Regions from separate parts of the Homo sapiens genome. Here region 1 is linked to region 2. A link is an interaction called in ENCODE POLR2A ChIA-PET data of the cell type or tissue named here. Cell type or tissue: Panc1. All regions are shown on one strand. Each heading gives the region's core, and the rest is flanking DNA. Links, peaks and the distances in the headings are about the cores only. Region 1 overlaps NFIA (nuclear factor I A). Region 2 overlaps NFIA (nuclear factor I A).

Evidence for each region. ChIA-PET counts read pairs that join two places held together with the same protein. Peaks named below come from ENCODE experiments on the same cell type or tissue, not always from the same donor. Only the 100,000 strongest peaks of a DNase experiment are listed, where the experiment ranks them.
Region 1: POLR2A ChIA-PET joins it to region 2 with 6 read pairs; 4 of 35 experiments call an interaction of 5 or more read pairs at or near these places.

Annotation. Positions count from the first base shown.
Region 1 is chr1:61,217,439-61,220,368 of GRCh38, forward strand. All of the region lies in intron 2 of NFIA (nuclear factor I A), which reads left to right. Among named protein-coding and RNA genes, the nearest start is that of NFIA-AS1, 35 kb to the right of the region's middle. In Panc1, for the core only: no CTCF peak of the experiment used is centred there; no DNase peak of the experiment used is centred there.
Region 2 is chr1:61,121,785-61,124,714 of GRCh38, forward strand. The region is part of intron 2 of NFIA (nuclear factor I A); the gene reads left to right. Among named protein-coding and RNA genes, the nearest start is that of NFIA, 41 kb to the left of the region's middle. In Panc1, for the core only: no CTCF peak of the experiment used is centred there; no DNase peak of the experiment used is centred there; H3K27ac peaks cover 28 bases.

The sequences.
Region 1 (2,930 bases), core at 131-2,630, 96 kb after region 2:
CTATATGTCATTATTAAATTTATGGTTAGAATAGTTGATCTATACTTTTTTCTCCTTAGCATTCCTTTAGCTGTGCTTCCAGAGCTGCTCAGAAACATGAGTTTTGCTTAATAATCCATAGCAGAGCTGAAGTCAAGAGGGGAAGGACCCACAGGACTTCAGCTGGATCTGGTTGGGAAAAGCTCAAGATTGGGAAATGGAACTTTGGTAGGCACATGTCAGTATGAAACATTTGCCTCACAGCCCCATACATGATTAACCTTTACTTTGCAGGGGAAAGGCTCACAGTCTTACTGCAGAATGAGAATAAACCTCATTTCAGTGGTTTATAAACTCTTAAATGTAACAGAATATAGGCCTAAAATTAGACATTGTATTCAGTCTGAGCTCTGCCACTTAAGAATTCTGGGACTTTGGGCAGGCTGCTTATTATCCACTAACCTCAATTTCTTCAGCTCCTAAAAGGGCAGTTGTCATACCTATATTATGGCACTGTTTTGAAGAAGAAATGAGGTAATGCCTAAAAGTGTTTAACATAGTCACTGGCACAGAGAAGATACTTAATAAATGTTGATTTCCTTCTTGTTCAGCAAAACCTTAAGGCAGAAAGCTCCTAAGGCATGATTATATATTTCATTCTTTCAGTAGCATTTGCCAAACATTTTTACCATATTGTTGCTAAGTAGGTAAAACAGAAAGACACATATCTAAATATGCAGAGACATATTTTGTAATGGAGGTACCACTCTGTTTTTGTAAGGCGTTGCTGATTCTCACTTCGCTTCTGCATCTCTGAATATGTTACAATTGTAAGAGATGTTTGAAGCTTTGGGGATCTTCTAATGGAAATGGGGGTTCTTCACCGAATGTTCATGTACCGACTTCAAGAGGTCAAAGAATCACGAATTGATATACAAAGTGGTGTATGTTGGAGTATAGTCGTCGCTTGGTATCTGCAGGGGATTCGTTCCCAGACATTCCCACAGATGATAAAATCCACGGATGCTCAAGTTCCTCACAGTCAGTCCTTCATGCCAGTGGGTTCTGTATCCATGGATTCAATCAACCACGAATTGAAAATACCGTCATCACGTAAAACTTGTAACATACATTCTAGGAAAAAGAAGAAAATAAAATCACCTTGGGAAAATAATCCTTAAAATTTTACTATGTAGGGATTTATTCTTCCAAACATATATATGTATTTTTGAAATCCTTTAAAAAATAATGCTGTATCACAAGCACCTTTCCCTATTATGTATTCTTCTACAGAATCATTTCAGTGGGCGTATAGTATTTCATGTTATTGATGGATCATTTGTGAAACCAATTCTGTGATGGTCACTGAGTTTGTTTGCAAGTTTTTATTATTATAATTAATGTGGCAATTAAGATCTATATTGCTCAAACATGACTGTGTACTTATAGATCATCTTTGTAAAAAAGCAGCATTAACTTGTGTTTTTAAAACATTTTTAAACAAAACTAAGTGATAAGAAATTGATCAACTCAGCCAGGCGTGGTGGCTCACGCCTATAATCCCAACACTTTGGGAGGCCGAGGCGGGCATATCACCTGAGGTCAGGAGTTCAAGACCAGTCTGGCCAATATGGAGAAACCCCGTCTCTACTAAAAATACAAAAAGTAGCTGGGTGTAGTGGCGGGCACCTATAATCCCAGTTACTCGAGAGGCTGAGGCAGGAGAATCACTTGAACCCACAGGGCAGAGGTTGCAGTAAGCTGAGATCAGGTCACTGATCTCCAGCCTAGGTGAAAAAGCGAAACTCAGTCTCAAAAAAAAAAAAACCTCTACCCTTTATTATTGCTTGCATACTTTGTAAAAGAATTTTTTCCAACCACTAGCCTCAATTATTTCTAAACTATTTTTAAACATTTATTAGATATATGGATTTGGCATATATAAGGAGTCTAGTTAGGCTTAAAACTATCTAAGGAACTACCAACTATCTAACATTTAAATAATAGAACAAAGAAGCCGGGTGCGGTGGCTCACACCTGTAATCCCAACACTTTAGGAGGCTGAGGCAGGCGGATCACGAGGTCAGGATATCGAGACCCTCCTGGCTAACACGGTGAAACTCCGTCTCTACTAAAAATACAAAAAATTAGCCGGGCGTGGTGGCGGGCGCCTGTAATCTCAGCTATTTGGGAGGCTGAGGCAGGAGAATGGCGTGAACGCGGGAGGCGGAGCTTGCAGTGAGCCGAGATCGCGCCATTGCCCTCCATCCTGGGTGACAGAGCGAGACTCCGTCTCAAAAAAAAAAAAAGAAAAAAGGCGGGCGGATCACGAGGTCAAAAGATCAAGACCATCCTGGCTAACATGGTGAAACCCTGTCTCTACTAAGCATAGAAAAATTAGTGGGGCGCAGTGGCCCACGCCTTAGTCCCAGCTACTCAGGAGGCTGAGGCAGGAGAATCACTTGGACCCGGGAGGCAGAGGTTGCAGTGAGCTGAAATCGCGCCACTGCACTCCAGCCTGGAGACAGAACGAGACTCCGTCTCAAAATAAATAAATAAATAAATAAATAAATAACGCATAATAGCTTCTATTTGGGGGTGGCAGGTAAACTATGGCATGTCAGGTCCCATCGGCATTTTCCGCCAATGATAGGGAGGCATGTTTTATGCCCCTGTCTTTCTGTTGATGAGAAAGGAGCAAGTGAAGAACTCCTTGGGTCTTAAGGAACAAGGACTAGAAACCCCACAATATTAGTGTTTCTGTTTTTTGTAATGATCTGTCACCTCCTGTTTGTTTTCAAAACCCATGAGATTTTAACTCTGCATGTGTGTGTACATGTGTGTTTCTTCCCTGTTCATATTGCCTCCCTATCCATCAGAGAATATCTTAAATGCCACTGGGATACTTGATGCCATCCCCTCCATTTGTGGGTTTGTGGGCTAGTCCAGCA
Region 2 (2,930 bases), core at 277-2,776:
TGGACCCTGGTGGTGATAGCATGAAGGACTGGGGTAGAACTCTCTTTTTCATTTTCTTTTAATCCTGAAGTTACATCACTGTGCAGTCAGCTCAACTTGTGTCATTGCAGTAGGAAGATATGTAGGTGGAAAGCTATTCCAGAAGGAGGCTGGAGCTACCTTCCCTGACAAGAAAAAAAATCCAAGCAAATACATACATAAAAAGACACTCAAAGCATCATAGGATGTTATAGTTATAAGGGACCATAGGTTTCATTTAACGCACATTTTAGCATCCAGGTCCTACATAAAATGTATATTTTGTGATTGTGAATGGGAGTTTTCCATATTTAAAAGTTAAGTTTATTAATGTGTCATTTTACCCATCATGTATTTGTGGCCATTTTTTTAATACCACGAATGGGAACATACTGTATCATAGTTTCTTTTTATTTGTCTGGATGCTTGTGTATGCCTTTTAGTCTACTAATATGCTCACATGTGCAAACTAACAAGAGAAGATGGCAATCCGGTATTATAAACTGGTAAAGAGTTATAGTGCAGTAAGACTGGATTAACTGTGCTTTCAGCAGTCAAGTTGCTGTAAGAGTTATATTGTAAAGTTTTAGACTAACTTGCATGTATCCCAGAGTTTGCACGGTGTTGCTGAGTGTCTCGTTAGACATACACCCTACCTACTATTCTCTCCTGACATAAAAAAAGGTGGTAATTGAGCTGGCATCTAGAAAGTGGTGGTAGCACTACAGATTGTATCACTAATCCCAAACAAAGGAGTTGCAAAACACCTTTCTTTAAATATTTTCTCTTCATGGTGCAACTGGGGAGGGCCAAATTCCAGCCTTAATAAAGTTTTAACCTGACCAGTTGGTAGAAATGGCAGAGTAATAGAATGTTTGGTCCAGAAACCAATGTGTGGACTGTGTCTAGGATTAGACTCTGCATTTCTGTCTGTTCCAGATGAGCTGCTCATTTCTTTTCTTTTTTTAATTTAAATTTTTAAGTTCTGGAGTACGTGTGAAGGATGTGCAGGTTTGTTTCATAGGTAAATGTGTGCCATGGTGGTTTGCTGCACCTGTCAGCCATCTTCTAGGTTTTAAGCCCAGCATGCATTTGCTATTTTTCCTAATGCTCTCCCCCACCCAGCCCAAGCTCTTCATTTCTACTCAGTACGTATGTCCATGTATCCAGGAGAAATGGAGAGTTCTACTTTTGGATTCTTCTAGAGAGATTCCCTGTGGGACTTCTAACCCCTAATCAGTATTCTTCCGTTGATGATAATCTACTTAAATGATATCCTATCATCAGAATCCCTTTATGGAATTATCTTTGTATTTTGCACGTTCTTCCATTCTAGCTTCTAAATGTAATTTTTCCTCCCTTAAATCATTTTTCTAATGGAGACAACATTCAAATACATAGGACAGAGCCCACAGCCAGGGCGGGAAACCTGCATAGTGAGGCTGGTTTTGATACGCAGGCCATCCTACTGGCAGCTGTTTTGTAGGCAGCTTCATGTAATAGTGCAGAGGGTACAGAGAGAGAGACCTACACTGTGATTTCTTTCGTTTGTATATTTTGTATTGAAATTGTAGATTTTTTGGTTGGAATTTATTTGAGATGATTCAAGACATTTTGCATAGTACTCAAATATAGGTGAAAGAATTTCAAGTTTGCTCATTTTGGCATAATTCTAAAACAAAAGTGTTACTGTTGGATCTGGGCATGTGATGGGTGAATGAGTGTTTCAGTGAAATGACATAAGTCTGTATAATTTGGAGGGTAATGATGCCTTAGAACAAGAATAAATCTGGAGCGATGGAAAGGCTCCATATTCTAGATGAATGCATGCTTCCTCTTATGACTCTGAAAAATAAAATTAAATCTTTATTTATACAAATCCAGTGAGGGGGGAAGGCTACATGGTTTGGCTTAATGATATATTTCAGAACAGGAATATTAGCCTTAACCTCTTTCCTCACATTGCATATGATATTTAATCCATCATCTTTGTTTTAAACAAACAATACACAAGCTGTTGCTGGCATTGGTATAAAGCTGATGGTCCATCTGGAGAGCAGGAATATAGATCAGGAAAATAAGAGAATTGAAATTGGGTGCAAGGGCAGATTTGCATGTGTAAAAACCTTTCTGTTTTACCAGCTTTTATCAAATTATTTAATACTGGGCAAAACAGATTCCTTTTTCTTGAAGCTGAGAAAGATACCTCCTCCTAGAGGAAGAGTTGCTTCAGTGTTCTAGGAAGAACAATTGGTTTTGAAAGACAATAAAATAATGAGCCATTAGGATCATGTTTTGTAATATAGGGAGTTGGTGTGGAAGAGGAGAGAGAGGACTGCTGGTGTAGTGAGTTCTTGTTCTAGCTGTGTATGATCATTGGCCAGTCGTTCAGCTTCTTGGCCTTCAGTGCTTCCTTTGACTCAAGTCAATTCAGCAACCATTTATTGAGGCAAATGTGAGGATGTTCTGTGGGCTACCTATTTAGCTAGGCATTGTGGATCCATAGACAAGTATGACTGGGTCCTATGCTTATGAAACTCCAGGTCTTACAATGGAAACATACTGTGGTTGAACGATGTAGAGAGTGTTGTATATGAGATATGGGTGCACAAAAACAGGAAAAGTCAATTCTGTCTGGTGTAGACAGGAAGAATTGTATTACAAATCCTTCTTAAGGATTTTCTATTTTGACATGCAAGAGGAGCAGGCATTCCAGGTATTTGAATACTGAGAGATTCAAATTATCAGCAAGGTTCTTTCCAGTTCCACGTTTGTTGTGTTATCAGTGTAAAATTATTTGAATAGCTTTCCACTGATGAGTTATTAGCTGAAAAGTGTTTATTGTCATGGTTGAAAGAAAATAATAATGAAAGAAGAAACGATTACCTTTAGTGATAAAGTTGGGGCCGGAT